Regions from separate parts of the Homo sapiens genome. Here region 1 is linked to region 2. The links are chromatin loops, found by intact Hi-C in ENCODE. Cell type or tissue: heart right ventricle. All regions are shown on one strand. Links, peaks and the distances in the headings refer to the core of each region. The heading gives the core; the rest is flanking DNA.

Region 1 (10,355 bases), core at 1,115-9,114, 53 kb before region 2:
ACTAGCTTGTGTTGTTTCCTGTCGAATTCCTTGGCCTTCTTGGAATAAGACTCATAAGGTTAGTTTACACAGCCAGGATGTCTTTCCCAGCTGGAGCAGGGTGGGGTGGAGATTGATTGGTGCTGTGCTACTCCCAGTCTGGCGAGTAGGCAGTTACTATGGAGGGGCCCAGGCTGGGGAGCTTACGGCCTTGCTTCCCATATTCTCCCACATCCCCTTCTAGGGCCCTCCCTGCTGCCTTGCCCTCTCCATCAGAATCACCCCAGATTCTGCTCCACCAAGTCCACCATGATCTCTGCTATGTCCACTGTGTGCTTTAAAGGAACACTTCTCTGACCTCAATGCTCTGCCAAGGGAAAGACTCCAAACTGCTTCTTTGAGCAAGGGGTGGTCACTGGTAGGACCCGAGGTGTGCCCCTGACCTGGAAGCAGCCAAGCATGCTATGAGACAAGTACTGTCTCATAGTCCTTTTTTCAAGGACTGAAAAAAAAAAAAAAGAAAAAAGAAAATGTAGAAAAGGCAATCCATATATTGGCATTCTTAGCCATAGACTGTAACAATTGATTTATATGTTCAAGGAAATAAATGAAAAAGATGGAAAATTTCCACATAGAAGTGAAACTGACCAAAAAAAAAAAATCAACCAGAAATTCCAGAACTGAATAATGAAATAACTCATTTTAAGTGTCCAAGAGATAGGTTTAACATAACTTTAGACACAAATGAAGACAGGATCAATGAACAGGAAGACAGAAAGATAAAATACATGTGTGACTGATCACACCCTTACAGGTCTCCCACAACTCCACATGACTTACCTACCGGCACCCAGCGTTCCTTTTAATATTATACTCTCCTGTCCCATTTCTCCTCTACATCCAACTTATTCTTTACCCACATAAGAATGACTACTCTCTGTTCCCAAACATGCTATGCATATTCTTGCTTTTATGTCCACTTCTTATTCCAGGAAGTCTTGACTTCCATTTTTATCTGGTCGACAGATCAGCCTCATCTTCCAAGGACCAGCTCAGACATCACCTTCTCTATGAAGCCTTCCTCAGGCTTTTCCTGGTTCTTCCCTCATCCCCTCTTTGAGGTCCTGGGGAGGAGGGGATCCTCTAAAACAGTTCTTAGCACCACATACTAAAATTACTCAATATGTCTATTTCTCTCCTAGAATAGGACTTCACCAACGGTAAGGTACATGTGTTATTCATCTTTTGCGTCTCAGTTCCTGGCATAATTCCTAGCATACAGTTAGTATTAAATATTATAAGGAAGAATGCAAGAACCAAACTCTTTTGGAGCCCACAGATAAGTATCTTACAACCTTTGATAAACGAATACTGGTGAAACTGTGATTTGGTGTTTAAAATCTCATTTGTCCATTTGTTCATTTTCCCCACCACTCCACCAGAATATAAGTTCCATGAAGATAGGGATTGTTTTGTGTGTGGCTGTTCTGTTCACCGTTGCATCCAAATGCCCAGCATATAGTAAATGTTCAAGAAATGAACACTCTAACACTTACTGAGGCTGGGCATGGTGGCTCACACTTGTAATCCCAGCACTTTGGGAGGCCAAGGTGGAAGGATCACTTGAGGCCAAGAGTTCAAGGCCAGTCTGAGCAACACAGTGAGACACCATCTCTCCAAAAAAACAAAAAAGAAACAAAGCCAGGTGTGGTGGCATGTTCCTGTAGTCCCAGCTACTCGGGAGGCTGAGGTGGGAGGATGGCTTTAGCCTAGGAGTTTGAGGTTATAGTGAGCTATGACTGCAGCCACTGCACTGGGTGACAGAGCAAGACTGTCTCAGAAAAAAACAAAAAAAGAGAGAGAGAGAAGAAAAGAAATATTTATTGAATGAGGGAAATAGTCTTTCTAACACCCTGGAGGGGAAGGGGGGACAAGGGGACAGCTGGCTACCCAATTTGGGCACTTTGAGTCTGCTGACAATTGGATCCCAGGAAGCAGGTAGATACCCAGAGCAGAGAGGAGAAGCTACAAACTTTGAAGAATAGCCTAGTAACTTAGCACACACTCTGGAATCTAGTCTTTTCAGTTTAAGCCCTGGTTTCAGCTATTTAAGGGCAATGGTAGTACCGGCCCCATGTGCTTTTTGTGAGGATACACTAAGATCTACAGCACAGAGCATGGGATATTGTACCCACTCTACTATTGGTTACCTTTTATTGTATTGTTTGAGTGTGAGTCCAACCTGGGTTTGTCTTCTGGTTTGGTCACAGATTGCTCTGTTGCGTCTAAGGCCTTTGGGCTCCAACCCCAACCTCAAACACCTACCCAGGGCTAGCAGTTTATGTGTCTCTTCTCATTTGACCCTCATTACATGCCATGAGGTTGATGTTATTGGTGCTGGTTACGGTGGAGGAAACAGATGCTCAGAAATGCCCAAGTGACTTGCCCATGTGAGAAGTATCAAAATTTTAAGGTAAGTCCTTTTTGCTATCCAAGGCCCATTGCCTCAGCCTGCCTTGCCCCGAATCACACTTGGCTGAACCAAGGCTAGAACCTAGGTCCTCAGGACCTCCAAATAGTGTTATTTTCACTGCCCAGTGAATAGCAGTGTTGGGATTCTCACTGATCACCACCACTGTGCTAACTGGCTGGAGGAAACTGAGGACCAGAGTCCATAAACCCGGCCTTGTGGCCTCAAAGCCCGTGGCCTTCCCACCCCACAGGTGGCACTTTGGCAGCTCTCAGTACAAGGAAACTGTTGTTATTATTATTAGGCATTGCCTGACTTGGCGCCCAGGCCTAAAAAGAACTCAGCATGATTGGAAGACCCAGAGCTCAGAAGCCCTCTCCCAAGGGCTCCTCTTAACTGCCAGTGGGGACATTGCTCTTGCCTCTACCCCCACCTCTCTGCAACTCCTTCCCCTGCCGTTGAAATAGCTCTGTGGCCCCAGAGAAAGGGGAGGAAACAGTCCCTTAGTACACACGTTCACATCCAGGTTCTTGGGGGCTTTCCTTTGCCTCCTGGGCTCTCAGAGCTGCAGCTGGAGCCAGACAATCTGTTTCTCATTAGCTGTACTTTTGCTGTGAAATGAAGTGCTCTTTGAACCTGTGGGAGCAGGAAACCCATTTACACCCTTGAGAAGACAGGGACGTCAGCTTTGCCAGCACATTCCTTCGGCTCCTTTTATCTCCTGGGTGGAGCTCCCGGTGGTGGGCAGGCAGCTGCTGCTGCCACCTCCCCTGGTGCAGCCATGGGTAAAGGTGGTCCATGGGGTGGGCACAGAGGAAAGAGGGGATCATGCCTCTCTCTCACTTGGGGTAAAAGAAGCACATTCTGACTGGAGTTATTTGCCCCCTTTCCCTGCCTCCATCTTGCTCCTGATAACTCCTCTGTCCCAGGTGTCTTCAATAAAACCCCCAGAAATCATCCATCCATCCATCCATCCATCCATCCCAAGGGCAACTTGTGGATCCAGAGATCCAGAAAATGTGAGAACAAAGAGAATCCTTTGATACAACCCATTTCATTCTCCTTTATTTTATCAATGGGCAAATTGAAGCCCAGAGAGTTAACTTGTTCCAGGACATAGCACACTTTTGAATTCATTTTACAACTATTTATTGAGTGCTTTTTATGTGCCAGATTCCCCCCAGCTCCCACTGGTGGTACAGTGTAAATATAGCTGTGAAAACATGCACTTTTCTCAGCCTTCATTATCATTCTAGTGAAGGGGGCAGATGGTAAACAACTGAACAATTAAGTAAACATGACAATGTCAGATGATAAATCGTCTGAGAAAACAACAGAAGTGTTGAGAAGAGTGAGTGGGAGCAGGGAATGCTTTAGATGGGGTGGTCAGGGAAGGCTTTCTGAGAAGGGGACATTTGAACTGGAACCTGACTGATGACAAAATGCTGGCTCCAGGAACATCTGAGGGTAAAGCCTTGCAGGCAGGGAAGTGGCTGGTGCTACACAGTCCTGTGGTAGGAAGGAGCTTGTTTAACTTGCTTAAGAAGCAGAGAGACCAGCATGGCAGGAGCAAATGAGCGAGAGGAAGAGCGGTGGAAGATGAGGCCAGACGGTTCAATGCATCTCGAAGGGTCTGGAGACCATGTAAAGAGCTTAGTCTTTGTCCATTTGGAAGCCATAGAGGGTTTTAAGCAGGGAGTTGATGAAGTATTTTCCCAAGCAGATGCCTTTGGTTGTGTCAAGGGGAGGCAGGGGACAACGTACCCACAGGGTGGTGAGTTGGGGTTGCCTAAGTAGACTAAATAAACAACGATGGTGGCTACCAGCACCTCTCCCTTGACCCTTGATGGTGTACCAAGGTGGAGAAAAGACAGCAGAGTCGGGAAAAAATTTGGAGATCGAATCAAAGAGTCCACATAATTTGCACATGGCTCGGATACAGGCTGTGAAGGAAAAAAGGTGAATGGAGGGTTTTAGGTTGAGCAACCTGGGTCATGCCCCTCACTGAGATAGAGAAGACCAAGGGAAGAGTAGATTTCAAGGGGGAAATCAAGAGTTCTGTTTGGGTGGATTAAATTGGAGATGTCTCTTACTCGGACAGTGCCAAGGAGTCAGGCGGATAGAAGTCTGGAATTGGTGGCCGAGGCCAGTTTCCCACGGGGCTCCACCCGTACCCAGATGCCTCACAGGGGTGGGGAGGAAGTGTTGGCTCTCACAGGGCCATCCACTCTGGACAGCTGACTCAAGGCTGCTAAGAAGTCACTGCCAGTCCCCCAAACCCTATCTCTAGGCTAGGAAGGTGGCTTTGGAGCTGTCAGCATTCCAGTTGGACCTTCCTTCTGGAGTCCCTCCCTAGTAAAAGCAGATCTAGCTAATAACCCCAGAACCGAGGGCGGGAGTAGGAGATGTGAAATATGGGAATAATAATAAAAGCCTATGTTACGAGACTGCTTGTCTTGGTCCCGAGCTTCTTCATAAATAATCTTCACCTCAAATTGCCTACACACTATGGCAGATCAACAACATGGGTTCAACTAGCTCCATTTCATTGATGAGAAAATGGAGGTTCCAAAGAATTGAGTGACTTTCCCAAGGTCACGCAGATGATGAATCCAAGACTCAAACCTGAGCCCTCTGAGATCACACCTACTGCGCCCTGCTCAATAGTAAGCCATCTGCCGCCAGAAAGGTCTTATTTTGAGAGAGCCAGCAGCAAGGGCTCTGGAGCCAGATCACCAGGGTTCAACTCCTGACTTGACCACTTGAAGGTAACGTGAGCATGGGCAAATTAGTCAACATCACTTGCTTCTGTTTCCCATCTATAAAATGGGGACAGGAAGAGTGTTCACTTCAGAGGATCAACATTTATAAAGTGCTTAGAACAGTGCAGGAAGGGCTATACATGTGTTGGCTACTACTGTGCTCATTACTTTCATATACACTAAACAGAGACGTGGGGACTGCCTAGAATCTGGAGAGAAGATCCAGCCCTCTCATGTAAGATATGGAGAAACTGAGGCCCAGATAAGGGAATGGAGGCAGCCTCTTAGACAAGTTGGGCCCAAGAATCTGGCTGGTGGAGGAACTCTCCCTATTCTCTGAAAGTCACCCCAAGCCAGACTATTTTCAGGAGATGAACTTCCAAGCTCGATATACCCTTAATTCATGTGGAATTTCAGCTCTGGGCTCGGCTCCCAGGAGGAGCCCCTCCACCCCTTTATGAAAATAGAGCGGAGTCATTCGGCAAAACCTCAAGCTAATGCTTTTAAGGAACTGGCAGGTTGAAACAGGAAACTGTTCTAAGTAGAAACCACAGAAACAGCACATGCTTGCCGCTGCCGGCTGCCGCCTGGATCCTTGCCGGAGGCCCCAGGGATAGGGGAGCTGTAGGCCGTGCCACGTGAGGGGGCCTCAGGAACCTAGCCCTGGTGCTGCTGACCGTACGTGGCCATGTGACAGCAAATGCCACGTCTTGTGGGCATATTTAAAGGTCAAAGCAAGGTGGGGTGGTAACCAACAGGCTACCAGCATTAGACACACAGAAAGCTAGTGTCGGAGCAAACCTGCTCCTTTCTATGCAAGCCCCTCATGTTGTATCTGTTAAAACTGAGGCCCAGAGAGGGGAAGAAACTAGTCCAAGTCATCCAGCAAGGAGTGGTGAAGCAGGATAGGAAATCTAGACTTTCTAGCACCTAAGCCAATGCTATTTAACAACAGTCAGTGCATTTCCTGCCTTCCATCCATTCACCTCTTCCAATATAGGGTACTTTTCTGTTTTGTTTTGTTTTGTTTTGTTTTGTTTTAGAGATAGGGTCTTGCTATGTTGCCCAGGGTGGCCTCAAACTCCTGGGCTCAAGTGAGCCTCCTACCTCAGCTTCCCATGTATCTGGGACTACAGAAGGGTAATTTTGTAAGAGCATAAATTCCAGGTCAGAAGACCAGAGTTCAACAAAGACTCTGCCTATTCCCAGCTGAGTGATCTTAGGCAAGTTACCTAACCTTTCTGTGCCTCAGTGTCTTCTTCTCCTTTTCCTGTTAATAAAATGAGGGACAGTAACATTACTTATCTAATAGGATTTCTGGAAGGATTCAGTGTGATAATCTATATGAACCTCTTCGTATAGTGTCTGACAAATAGTAAGAGCTCAATAAAGTTTTTATTTTTTTCATGTATTAAATGCCCAGTAAGTGACAGCCACATTGTCACAAAGAGATCAGTCAAGTGTCGGGGACAGAGAGAGTAAATTTTGACATGTCTAGAAATGGCGCAAGAGAGGGAAGGATGCCATTAGGACTCTGGCATCCTGAAAAACCTGGCCCCAGGGAGGAGAGGGCTGCTGAGAGGAGTAGGCCAAACACCTCTTCTGGGCCGAGCGCGGTGGCTCACGCCTGTAATCCCAGCACTTTGGGAGGCTGAGGTGGGCGGATCATGAGTTCAGGAGTTCAAGACCACCCTGGCCAACATGGTGAAATCCTGTCTCTACTAAAGATACAAAAAATTAGCCAAGTGTGGTGGTGCACACCTGTAATCCCAGCTACTTGGGAGACTGAGGCAGGATCGTTTGAATCTAGAAGGTGGAGGTTCCAGTGAGCCGAGATCGCGCCATTGCACTCCAGCCTGGGTGACAGGGTGAGACTTTGTCTCAAACAAAACAAAACAAACACAACACAACACAACACAACGCAACACAACACACCTCTTCTGTGCAGAGATGAGAACCCATGCCCAAGGGTTTCTTTCCACCACAGCAGGTTTTTTTTGCTACTTTGGAGGATGATCCCAGTAAAGCATGCCCTGGTTTCCTGGGAGTGGGGACACAATGCACAGGGTCATCCCCACTCCAGAGCTGGAATGCCAACTGAGGCCATAAAACAGGATTTAACTATTTCTTATGAAACTTGGCACAAACTTTTGCTTTCAGTCTTTAGAACAATTCCCCGTCCCTCCACTCCAAAGATGCCTATGTCCTAATTCCCAGAGCCAGTAAACAGATCACTTTGCATGCCAAAAGGGACTTTGCTGATGTGATGAAGTGAACGATCTTGAGATGGAGAGATTATCTTGCATTCTACGCGTGGGCTGATGGGTCCGTGAAATTAGGAGGCAGAAGAGTCAGAGTGAGAGGAGGAGATGTGATGACTGAGGCGGAGGTCAGAGTGACCTGAGGCAGGGGCCATGAGCCAAGGCATGCAGGCGGCCTCCAGAGCTGGAAAAGATCAGGAAACAGATCCTCCCCTAGATCCTCCAGAAAGAACCAGCCCTGCTGACCCAGTTTAGACTTCTGACGTCCAAACAGGAAGATCATAAATTTGTGTTGTTTTAAGCCACTAAGTGTATGGTCATTTGTTATAGCAGCCTCAGGAAGCAAATATGCTTAGTCAATATTTAGTCTGACGTTGGTCACTGTAGCTCTATTCTCCGCTATGTGTAGTTTGAGTCTTATTTTTTGCATAATCCCCAAAATACGTAAAAGCTCCCCTGAGCATGACATACAAGGCCCTGCTTGCTCTGGCTCCTTCCTGGTACATGCCTCCTTTTCATCTTTTTTATCCTAGGACAGGGTCTTGGAGAAAACAGGAATATGTAAGGTGTGCCATGTGAGGTCTAGTCTTCATATTTCCCATGAAATATTCAATAAAGTCTAGATAATAATAACTAGTAATCCAGTATAGATTTTTATTTTTTTTTTGAGATGAAGTCTCACTCTGTCACCAGGCTGGAGTGCAGTGGCACGATCTTGGCTCACTGCAACCTCCGCTTCCCGGGTTCAAGAGATTCTCTTGCCTCAGCTTCCCAAGTAGCTGGGATTATAGGCATACGCCACCACGCCCAGCTAATTTTTGTATTTTTGGTAGAGACAGGGTTTCACCATGTTGGCCAGGATGTTCTTGATCTCCTGACATCATGATCTGCCCGCCTTGGCCTCCCAAAGTGCTGGGATTACAGGTGTGAGCCACCACACTCGGCCCCAGTATAGATTCTTTTGGGGTACTCAGAGGGGATCCGAACTCTATATCCATATGGGCTTTACAGTGTCATGCCCACAAAATGTGGCATTGTGATCTGGCTGTTGATGACAACAGCTCTCGTCTCCTATCTCTGCCACTCCCTAGTGCATCTGAATCAGCCTTCATTTTCATGTATGAGAGCTCATGTTTTGCAAGGGGGAGGGTGCTGGGATATGACATGGGTTGGAGAAAAGAAGCTTGAACGGGACAAAATGGATCTGGACTTCCCTGGTCTCTTTGTCTGCATTACATCCTCAAAGGCCAGGAGGGCATTAGAGGAAAAACCTGAAGAAACTATTTAAGGGCAACGGTGACACTCTTGTTTCAGCTGAACTGGCCTCTTAAGTGGTTCCTCAGCCTCCATTCTTACTATCCCACAACCCATTCTCAACAAAGCACCCAGAAGATCTTCTACAGATAGAAGACAGAATCATTTGCAGTCCCTTCCCTGTCTAGAACCCTCCAATGCTTGCATTGAAACTGGAATGAAGTTTTTTTTTTTTTTTCCCCAACTGTTACTTTAAGTTCAGGGATACATGTGCAGGATATGCAGCTTCCTTACATACGTGGCCATGGTGGTTTGCTGCATGGATCATCCCATCACCTAGGTATTAAGCCCAGCATCCATTAGTTATTGTTCCTGCAGCTCTCCCTCCTCCCACCTCCACCCTCCTGCAAGGCTCAGTGTGTGTTGTTTCCCCCATGTGTCCTTGTGTTCTCATCATTCTGCCCCCACTTATACGTGAGAACATGCGTTATTTGGTTTTCTGTTCCTGCATTAGTTTGCTGAGGATAATGGCTTACAGCCCCATTCATGTCCCTGCAAAGGACATGATCTCATTCCTTTTAATTGCTGCATATTATTCCATGGTGTATATGTACCACATTTTCCTTATCCAGTCTACCATTGATGGGCATTTAGGTTGATTCCATGCCTTTGCCATTGTGAATAGTGCTTTGCTACTGTGAATAGTGCTGCATACACATATCTTTATAATAGAATGATTTATATTCCTTGGGGTATACACCCAGTAATGGGGTTGCTGGGTCAAATGGTATTTCTGCCTCCAGGTTTTTGAAGAATTGCCACACAATGGTTGAACTAATTTATGCTCCTACCAACGGTGTAAAAGTGTTCTTTTCTCCACAACCTCACCAGCATCTTTTGTTTTTTGACTTTTCAGTAATAGCCATTCTGAGTGGCGTGAGATGGCATCTCATTGTAGTTTGGATTTGCATTTCTCTAATGATCAGTGATGTTGAGCTTTTTTGTGTTTGTTGGCTGCATGTATGTCTTCTTTTAAGAAGTGTCTGTTCATGTCCTTTGCCCACTTTTTAATGGGGTTGTTCATTTTTCTCATAAATTTGTTTAAGTATCTTATAAATACTAGATGTTAGACCTTTGTCAGATGGATAGATTGCAAGAACTTTCTCCCATTCTGCAGGGAGATACCTGTATACCTACAACCATCCGATCTTTGATAAACCTGACCAAACAAGCAATGGGGAAAGGATTCCCTATTTAATAAGTGGTGCTGGGAGAACTGGCTAGCCATATGCAGAAAACTGAAACTGGACCCCTTCCTTACACCATACACAAAAATCAACTCAAGATGGATTAAAGACTTAAATGTAAAACCCAAAACTATAAAAACCCTAGAAGAAAATCTAGGCAATACCATTCAGGACATAGGCACTGACAAAGGTTTCATGATGAAGATGCGAAAAGCAATTGCAACAGAGGCAAACATTGACAAGTGAGATCTAATTAAACCAAAGAGCTTCTGCACAGCAAAGGAAACTATCATCAGGGTGAATGAAGTTTAATTGCCTATTTCTCCAGCTTCATCTCCCATCATGCTCCCCTGTGCTTCCTGTGCTCCGGCCATACCAGCTG
Region 2 (10,355 bases), core at 1,473-9,472:
CTAGAACACCCCGAGTTTGCTACCACCTCGGGGCCTTTGCACTTGATGTTCCCTTGTTCTAAAACCTCTTCTCCCAGAAACCCACATGGCTCTCTCTGTCTCTGTCCTTGTTCATGTCTCTGCTTCGTTGGAGAGACCCTCCTTACCCATCATATAATACAGCAACTACATGGTTCCTGACATTCCATATTCCCCAATTAATAGGTGTAAGGCCCTGAGTCAAGGCTCTTAACAGTTCTGTGTCTCTGTTTTCTCCTCTGTAAGGTAACTATAGCAAGAGCACCCATTCTATAAGGATGCTGGGAGGATTAAATGGATTACTCGATATGTAGCACACGGAAGAGTGCCTGGCACATATGTGTTCAATTAACACATATGTGTTCAGTTATTATTATTATTTATTTATTTTACTTTAAGTTCTGGGATACCTGTGCAGAACGTGCAGGTTCGTTACAGAGGTATACATGTGCCATGGTGGTTTGCTGCACCCATCAACCCATCATCTAGGTTTTAAGCCCCACATGCATTAGGTGTTTTTCCTAATGCTCTCCCTCCCCTTGCCCCTCACCCCCCAACAGGCCCTGGTGTGTGATGTTCCCCTCCCTGTGTCCATGTGTTCTCATTGTTCAACTCCCACTTGTGGGTGACAACATGTAGTGTTTGGTTTTCTGTTCCTGTGTTAGTTTGCTGAGAAGGATGGTTTCCAGCTTCATCCATGTCCCTGCAAAGGACATGAACTCATTCTTTTTTATGGCTGCATAGTATTCCATGGTATATAACCAGCCTTGCCCTCTGAAGTTGTCCACCATGGAGATGTTAAAATTCTGAAAGTTGAGTACCGGAGGAAAAAGGTTCAACCACAGAGTTGGTGACCAGAAGCCACCCCTAACCTCCCTGCCAGGCTCTTTGGGCCCCTGTGCACTGCATCTGTAACACAGCACAGTGGCCCCTGCCCAGGCTGGTGGAAACAACACTTGGTGAAGAATGGGCACCAGGACCAGGTCTGCATCTACTAGCTGTCTGACATTAGGCCAGTTACTTGATCTTTCTGAGCCTCAATTTTCCTTCTTTAAAATGGAGATAATATCTGCCTGCCTCCCTCACAGGGGAGGGTCACAGGACACACTGATGCCCAAATACATCTACATCATATTCGGTGTACATGACTGGCCATTTCAAATACCCTACAAAAGATGAACAATGCCCATTATTCATTTTCAAGCTTGGGGACTATATTAAACAATGCACACTGCACATGGAGATTACCCGTGAGTCTCTGTGGTATTCATTCATTCCCAAAGCAAATGGTCATTCATGACATTTGTGCTACAGTTTTACTGGCCAAGGAAGACACTCAGAAACGAATCTAGATCTCTCTTCCAACGGTCAAAATTAGAAAGGGGAGAGGGAGTACATTTCTTAGGCAGCTGCTGCTTGGAAGCAGGTTTGTTTGAGGGTTGGGGAGCACAGCCGTTTAATGTGGGAAGGGTGGTTGTGTGCATGAGGCTGCACTAGGCTGTCTGGAGAGCAGTTTTAGCCCAGAGAGGATGGGGCAAAACCCTCCTAGGACATCTGAAAAAGCCATTAAGCCTGGAAGAAAGGATCCTACATTGGAAAATAGACCTTTTCTGCTAGAAACTTCCCTCATTCTTTCTGTCCCTGAGGATAGTGCTGGGCCACAGGGGGGGAGAAAAGCAGGACCAGAAGGTCAAGAAATGCTGCAGATGTTGGTGTTGTTTTGTTCTTCTTCTTTCTTTTTCTTTTCTTTTTTTTTTTTTTCAAGAGGAGGGAGGCAGGTATGAGGGAGATCAAGGCAGCCCTAGGGAGTATCTAACAAAATGGAGAACCCTGGTGTGACCCCAGATACAGATGTGGAGTGAGCCTGGGGCTTCCAGAAGGGCAGAATCAGAGGTAGGAGCTGTCCCATCTCGGGCAAGCTTCCTTGTCCTTCCAGAACAAGGGTCAGCAAAGCTTTTTTGTATAGGGACATGAGATAGGCTGAAAAATGATCCGCCTCCCTCCACCAATGATATCCTCACCCCTAAAGCCCATAAATGTTAACTTATTTGGAAAAAGAGCCTTTACAGATGTGATTATGTTAAGAATTTTGAGATGAGGAGATTATCCAGAATCATCTGGGTGAGCCCCAAATGCTCACATTTGGGCAGAAGAGGCAGAGGGAGACTTAAGACAAAAAATGATTAGTGTAGGAGACCATGAGGCCAGAGGTTGGAATGATGTGGCTGCAAGTCCGGGAATACTTGCAGCCAGGAGAAACTGGAAGAGGCAAGAGAGGGACTCTCTCCTCAGGCCACTGAAGGGAGGATGCCCTGCCAACATCTTGATGTCAGCCCAGTAGAACTGACTTCGGACATCTGGCCTCCATAACTGCGAGACAAAAAATCTAGCTGGTTTGGGGTTTCCAATTCTGTAGTAGTTTGTTACAGCAGCCACAAGAAACTAGTGCAAGCTAGATAGTAAATATCTGGGGCTGTATGATCTCCCTCGCAACTACTCAACTCTGATGTTGCCATGTAGAAGCAGCCATAGACAAGGAACAAATGAATAGGCATGGTTGTGTCCCAATACAACTGGGGAGCAAAGGCCCTGTCCAAAGAATGGAACAGTGTCGGGCGTGGTGGCTCATGGGTAATCCTAGCACTTTGGGAGGCTGAGGTGGGCAGATTGCCTGAGCTTAGGAGTTCAAGACCAGCCTGGGCAACACAGTGAAAACCCTGTCTCTACTAAAATACAACAATTAGCCGGCCATGGTGGCATGAGCCTGTAGTCCCAACTACTTGGGAGGCTGAGGCAGGAGAATTGCTTGAACCCTGGAGGCGGAGGTTGCAGTGAGCCGAGATTGTGCCACTGCACTCCAGTCTGGGCAACGGAGCCAGACTCTGTCTCAAAAAAAAAAAAAAAAAAAAAAAAAAAAGAACGCAACAGTGACAGTAGTGATTCAGCTTCAGTAGGTTCTTGCTGGCTGGGGACAAAGATCTGAGACGGCCAGATCCTCCTCTTTCTCAAAAGAGGTGGGAATTACAGATTTTTATGAGAAATTTTCTGGATGTAATTGTTGGTAGCTATCTTCAATTCTGGTTGATGTCATGCAGACTGAAGAAAAACACATCTGTTCAGCCATATCTAGCCCTTGAGCCTCCAATTTGCACCCACTGGTCTATTGTATGCTGGGCTCTGGGCTGGGCCTTGAGGACAGTGTCTGTTCATAAGAGGATCATGGTCAAGTGAGGGAGACAGACACACTGATGCAGTGAAGTATTACAGGGCCTGCAACTGAATTAGGTAGAGGGTACTATGGGGGAGGAAAGGTTGCTTCTATCTGAAGAGGAAGGAGGGAGAGTGAGGAAGGGCTGCAGGGAGAACTGATATCCAAAGTGAGTCTTGCAAGATGAGCTGGAGTCAGAAGTGGACAAGGTTTGGAACGGAACTGCCAGTAGGAGGGCTGGTAGAAGCAAAGGAAGGGAGATCCGGGGAAGCAGAATGTGTCTGAGGAGCAAGAAGTTCCAGTGTGTGCTGGTCCCAAGGACAGGAAAGAAAAGAGTGAGATGGGCTTGGAGGGAGAGGAAGGGAGGGTCTTGATGGGATAGCCATGAACGGATCTTGGATTGATCCTGGGGACAAGAAAAACCATGAGGGTTTGTTATGAATTGAAAAATGTAACCTCCAAAAAGATATGCTCAATCCCTCACCCTTGGTCCCTGTAAATGTGACCTTATTTGGAAATAGGGTCTTTGCAAATGTAATCAAGTTAGAATGAAGTCAGTGGATTAGGGCGGGCTTTAATCCAATGACTGGTGTCCTCATAAGAAGAGGAAATTTGGACACAGACACACAGAGAATGCCGTGTGATGATGGAGGTAGAGGTTAAAACTGGGAATGCCCAGGATTGCTAGCAACCACCAGAAACTGGAAGAGATAAGGAAGGACCCTCCTCCCCTCGAGTCTTCACAGAGATGAAGCCCTGTCCACACTCTGGAGGCAAGAAGACTGGGTAGGGTGCTGTTGGAACACCACAGGCAAGAGTTTTCAGGAGCCTCAAATAAGGCTCACCCTCTCCTCTGTTTTAAGCATTGCACTTTTTTTTTTTCTTTTCCCGATATGGAGTTTTCTTGCCCAGGCTGGAGTGCAATGGCGCACGATCTCAGCTCACCGCAAGCTCCGCCTCCGGGGTTCAAGTGATTCTCCCGCCTCAGCCTCCCGAGTAGCTGGGATTACAGGCATGTGCCACCACACCTGGCTAATTTTGTACTTTTAGTAGAGATGGGGTTTCTCCATGTTGGTCAGGCTGGTCTTCTCCTGACCTCAGGTGATCCACCCGCCTCGGCCTCCCAGCTTTGCACTTTTAAATGAGCAGAGTGTTTAGAAACTGAACAGGGGTCTTGTCTGGTTACCCATTCCACTCATTCAACAAATGCTGAGGGCCTCCGTGGAGCTGAGGCAGATAAGACAAATGCCAATCCTGAAGAAGGCCCCCAGCTTCCTCCTCTGACCTATCTGTCTCAGCCTGCTTGGACAGCCATAAACTTAGCAGCAGATTTTATTTTCTCATAGTTCTGGAGGCTGGATGTCCAAGATCAAGGCTCTGGCTGGTGAGGGCTCTCTTGCTGGCTTGTAGACAGCCACCTTCTCACTGTGTCCTCATGTAGCCTTTCCTTGGTGTGCATGCAGGAGTGTGGAGAGGTGGACTAGGGAGCAAGTTCTCTAGAGTTTCTTCTTATAAGGACACTAATCCTATGAGATCAGGGTCCCACCCTTCTGACCTTGTCTAATCTAACTACCTCCTTACAGGCCCTATCACTAAATACAGCTGCACTGGAGGTTGAGGCTTCAACATGAATTTTGGGGGGACATAATTCAGTCCTTAGCAGCATCTGAGCCACAAACACCTGTGGAATGCCAAGAGAGTGGTGACCTGGTCCTCCCTGTTCCCACTTCCCATAGCAGATAACTGTCGACGAGGAGGGTGACTGAGGCAAAAGTACCCCTTCTCCTTTGCATTGCAGTAGAGGACACATGTATCCTTAGCCTAATGCATCCTCCAGTCTGCACAACCCAGAAGGGTGGCCCCAGTCATACAAACTTGGCAACACTCAAACAACCCACCAACCTCAAGGTATCATGGTAGTATAGCCATAAGTCCTTGAGATCAGGAGTTCTGCTGCCAAGGCTACATTCTGCCACTTCCTGGCCCTTTGAGATAATCCCTCTCCACCTCTCAGAGCCTCAGTTTCCCTTTATGTAAAACAGGATGATTAACAATCATAGCTACTGTTTCTAAGTACCTACTAAGGGCTTAGTATCTGTTGTCAGCTGAAAAATGGCCTTCCAAAAGATATTCATGCCTAATTCCTGAAACCTGTGAATGTTACCTCCTGTGGCCAAGAAAAAGGAAGTGGCAGGGGGCTGTAGGGGGTAGAGGTTTGCTTATGTGATTAAATGAAGGACCTAGAGATCAGGAGATTATCCTAGATCACCCAGGTGGGCCCTAAATACGATCACGTGTATCCTTATACGAGGCAGGCAGAGAGAGATCTGGTGCCCGCAGAGAGAGAGATCTGGTGCCCTCACAGAGGACGAGGCCAGGCAGATGGCAGCAGAGGTCAGAGCTTTGTGTCCACAAGCCAAGGAACTTGGACAGTCATCAGAAACAGGAAAGGATCTCCCCTAGAGCCTCTAGAGGGAGCACAACCCTGGCGACACCCTTTTTTTTTCAGCCCATTGAGACCAGTTTGGGACTTCTGGCCTCCAGAAATGTGAGGGAATAAATTTCTGTCATTTTAAGTCACTTGGTGAATGGTACTTTGTTATGGCAGCCCAAGGAAAGAAACACACACCCATTATCTCGATAAATCCTCAGAGTCACCCATGAGGCAATAAGATAGTCATGCCTTACCAGGTGCCAGGTAGTGTTCATTCAATATTCACAACAGCACTAGGAGGCAGATACTGTCAACATCCCATTTTACAGATTAAGAATTGCCACCCAGAGAAGTGATGTAGCTTGCCTAAGGTCACACAGCGGGCACCTGTGCCAGGCTTTGAATGAAGGGTCTGGCTCCAAGTTGCTGCCTTAGGCCACCTTGAGGCGAGCTCTTTGCACCAGAATGGATGCTCTGTTTCCTGAGCCAGTCACGCAGCCTTGAGCAATGGCTTACCATGCTCCCTCTGCACTACCCTAAGTGGCTTATTCTGGGATCCTATGAGGATCAGATGGGACAGAGGGCATGAAAAGCATTTTGTAAACTGTAAAGTGCAGTGCACGGAGAAGGCATAAGAATTCAAAGTGGAAGCAAACCTGCTTACCTAGCTGGCCATGGCAAGGCTACCCTGGTCATCACTGAGATAGGTGGGGACACCAGCAGCAGGAGCCGCCCCCTATCCCTTGAGCACACACAGGAAAGTTTCTAAGCCTCGAAGTGCCCGTGGGTGAACTCACAGATGTTACCACCCAGAACCACAATGCTGACCTCACAGCATGATCACTAGATGTCACGTGAGTTCTTCAAGCCTGAATCCAGCCTTGTACCAGCTCATCAGCACCTCCTCCCGACCTGCCCTTCTCCGTGGCTTTCAAATTCAGAACCAGTTCCTCCCAGAATCACATAATTTCTTTAGCTGTAATGACTCCTTCATTCCACAGAGAAGGAGACAGGCAGGAACATTTAGTGACCCATCGAAGACCACACAGCTAGTATATTCTATCGAAAGCATCCTTCGTGTCCCAGCTGTGGGTCTCGGTATTCCCAGCTCCCCATTCATCTCAGGCAGCTAGAAATTCTTTCTGGTTGGGAGAATCCTAAAAAGGGGAAACTGGCATATGGGCACATTAGATTTCATTTCATGGCCTGGAGCCAGCCTGCTCCTTCTTTTTTTTTAATCCAATTATTATCACACAGAAACCTGTTTAGGAAGAAAAGTCCTGACTCGGTGCAATATTGTCCCCAGTATGTTGGTAGGGACTTTACTTCAGTGGATCTGTCAGAGCCCCAGATGCCAAGTCTATCTAAACATTCTATCATCAGTTCATCATTTTTGCATCCATCCATCCCTCATTCACTGAGCTTCCTGAGCTCCTGTGTGTCGGGTACCGTGCTAGACACTGGGATATAAAGAATATCCCCAAAGAACCCTCAGATTTACAGGGAGAGAGGCAAGAAAATAAATAATAGCAGCATTTCTGAAACTCACATATTAGCTTTTCTTGCTTATGATTTTTGTCATTTTCTTGTTATAGTTTACTCTTCATATTTACTTAGTATTTTCTTTGAATTAACTCTTTTTTTTGTCTTACTTAAATGCTAGCTTTGGGTTCACCCTAAGCAATAATATCCATGAATTCATGGATTTAATTGGCTAGTTTTTTCTGACTACATGTTGTACTAAAAAGTTTAACTATTAAAGAAAGAATTCCTGGGATGCCACCTAAAACCATCCTGCGTCTCAGAGGTATGTGAGGCTTCCAGTGAGAAACACTACATTATTGCTAAGGAGGCCCCTACGTGTTAGAATAGAGTCTGCCAGCTGCCACTCCAAGAGGACAATGCTTTTATCCTATCAAGTGCTGGCTGGTGAAGACACATTAGGATTAATGGTTTGATAAACAACATCTCAAGGCAGGACATTCTATGGCAGGAAGCAGATAAGTCTGTGCCTTTCACTCAAGGATCTCAGAAACATTAACTTCTCAGTTTTCATGCCCTCTAAGTGGGAGACAAGGCTATTCTCATGCCTCATTTCCTAGCTACAGGAAAAGGTGTTCTGTGATGTAAGACTGCATTTTTTTTTTTGAGACAGAATCTCACCCTGTCACCAGGCTGGAGTGCAGAGGCACGATCTTGGCTCACCACAACCTCCGACTTCCGAGTTCAAGCAATTCTCCTGCCTAAGCCTCCCAAGTAGCTGGGATCACAGGCACACGCCACCATGTCCAGCTAATTTTTGTATTTTTTTTTTAGTAGAGATGGAGTTTCACCATGTTAGCCAGGCTGGTCTCGAACTCCTGACCTTGTGATCCACACACCTTGGCCTCCCAAAGTGCTGGGATTACAGATGTGAGCCACCGCACCCGGCCAAGACTGCATTTTTTTAATCTCCTGTTTCCATCACAACACAATGACGGATGATATTCCCATGGGAGCCAGTATCAGGGTTTACGCTGAGTGAAGCGGAATCCCTAGGACTTGCATTTAACTGCAGCGTCACCGAAGAAAGTGCGTCAAAATGCAAGCAAAAGAGGATGACATTATTTTGAAGACAACCTTCAACATACCTTAATTTGTTTCTTAATAAGAAAGCAACACACAAACTCCAGGACTTTTACTATCAATAATAAAAACTGATTTGTAACACTTTGCTCCAAATAAATGAATATACCATTGTATTGGGTACTTCTCATTTCCTTTATTAATTTATTCCATAAATATTTATTGAGCACCTCTTACGTGCCCAGCTTGCCTTAGGCACTGGGGTTAGAACGATGGCTCAAGACAGACATAGTCCCTACCTTCATACTACTAGTGAGGAAGGCTGACATTAATCAAATAATCATCCAAATGAATGTAAAATGTAATGTAAATCCAAATGAATGTAAAATGTGATGTGTGGCCACAGAGGATTGATAGGAATGGTGAATGATGGATTTAAAATATGAAGCAACCAGCCGGGCATGGTGGCTCACGCCTGTAATCTCAGCACTTTGGGAGGCCGAGGTGGGTGGATCACTTGAGGTCAGGAGTTTGAGACCAGCCTGGACAACATGGCAAAAACCCATCTCTACTAAAAATACACAAATTAGCCGGGCATGATGGTACACGCCTGCAGTCCCAGCTACTCAGGAGGCTGAGGCAGGACAATCACTTGAACCTGGGAGGCGGAGGTTGCAGTGAGCCGAGATGGCGCCACTGCACTCCAGCCTGGGCAACAGCGTGAGATTCTGTCTCGAAAAACAAAAACAAACAAACAAATCTATGAAGCAACCATACAAGAGACATCACTAGTCACCCCTCATTAAGTTTCTTCCACAAACCAGATTGTCTCATTTAATCTTCGCTGCAACTCTCCGAAGCGGGCATTATTATTCCCACTTTACAAGAGAGGAAACCTTGGCTCTGAGCAGTGTAATGACTTACCCAGGGGCACTCAGCTGGCTAGTTGCAGAGCTGGGAATCAAACCCAAGCTGTGCTTTTCTCCCAAATGCCCAGTCTCCCCAGGGGATGCATGAATAGGAAAAACAGGACCTTACGTACTTTGCAGGTTACTACCGTGATGTCCTTGCTAGCGACTCCTCCACGCTTTAGTACCATCAAGGGTCCAGGTTGGGCAAGTACTCGAACCTCCATTCTGCCCTGGGATAACCTGGGCAGAAAAGCCAAACACAGCAGGGGAGCAGGAACAAAGCGCTCCCTTTTATGGTGAGGCGGTGCAAACCTCTGCATCTGCCTCCAGGCCTTGCCAAGGCCCACAGAGAAATGGCCTGCCCTAAAGATTGCAGTGAGCTGAGATTGCGCCACTGCACTCCAGCCTGGGTGACAGAGTGAGATTCTGTCTCAAAAAAAAAAAGAGAGAGAAAAAAAGAGAAAAAAAACAGAAATGGCCTGCCCTGACTGAGCCCGAAGCCTTCTGCCCTGATCTCTGCTTTTCTTTGTGTACCTGTCTGGTTACAAAGGAAGCAGCTGCCAGCTCACTGGTGTGGGACGCCATGTCTGGTCTGTGCTTTGCTGAACTGTGCTGGAATTTCACGGGCTGAAGCTGGCCCTGGGGGGTGCCGGGAGGTGAATGAGAGAAGTGTCTCAGGAGTGTTGTTCTGGGGGCTAAAATTACAGGTGATCGGACAACTGCTGTAGGAGATGGAGACAGAGCAGCACCTGAGTTGACTCTAAAACCAGAGGGCCTCTGTGCAGTGCGCTGTTGGCCGCTCTGGTTTCCTTTTCGCATCTCTGCAGCCCTTGGTATTTTCTACCTGTGTTATCAGAGAATCTCTGGCTGAGGACCCTGGAAATTTCTGCCCCCATCTCCACCCTTGGAAGCCTTTCCACAAAGAGCTTTGTAATTCACCAGGTGCCTTGCATATGGGAGGGATTACACCTTGACCTCAAATATTTGCTGTTTTCGTCACTGGCTCAGAGCCTGGGCACTGAAATAACACTGCATGGTTGGAATCCTGGCTCCCTGACTTACCAGCTGCATGACCTTGGACAATCTACTGAACTTCCTGTGCCTTAGTTTCTTTATCCTTAAAATGGAGGTAATAATAATATTAACCACAATGTAGGCTTGTTATTATAAGGATTAAATGATTTCATGTAGGTAAGGCACTTAGCAGTACCCAGCGTAA

What was found. A loop is a pair of places that touch in the nucleus more often than their neighbours do. Peaks named below come from ENCODE experiments on the same cell type or tissue, not always from the same donor. Only the 100,000 strongest peaks of a DNase experiment are listed, where the experiment ranks them.
Region 1: a loop joins it to region 2, with 2.0 times the contacts of the local background. A loop is called at or near these places in 7 of 110 quality-filtered maps.

Annotation. Positions count from the first base shown.
Region 1 is chr22:32,718,023-32,728,377 of GRCh38, forward strand. The region is part of intron 6 of SYN3 (synapsin III); the gene reads right to left. Among named protein-coding and RNA genes, the nearest start is that of TIMP3, 79 kb to the right of the region's middle. In heart right ventricle, for the core only: no CTCF peak of the experiment used is centred there; DNase peaks (open chromatin) are centred at 3,119 and 5,789; H3K27ac peaks cover 1,749 bases.
Region 2 is chr22:32,770,500-32,780,854 of GRCh38, forward strand. All of the region lies in intron 6 of SYN3 (synapsin III), which reads right to left. Among named protein-coding and RNA genes, the nearest start is that of TIMP3, 26 kb to the right of the region's middle. In heart right ventricle, for the core only: a CTCF peak has its summit at 5,704 (motif pointing right); no DNase peak of the experiment used is centred there; H3K27ac peaks cover 979 bases.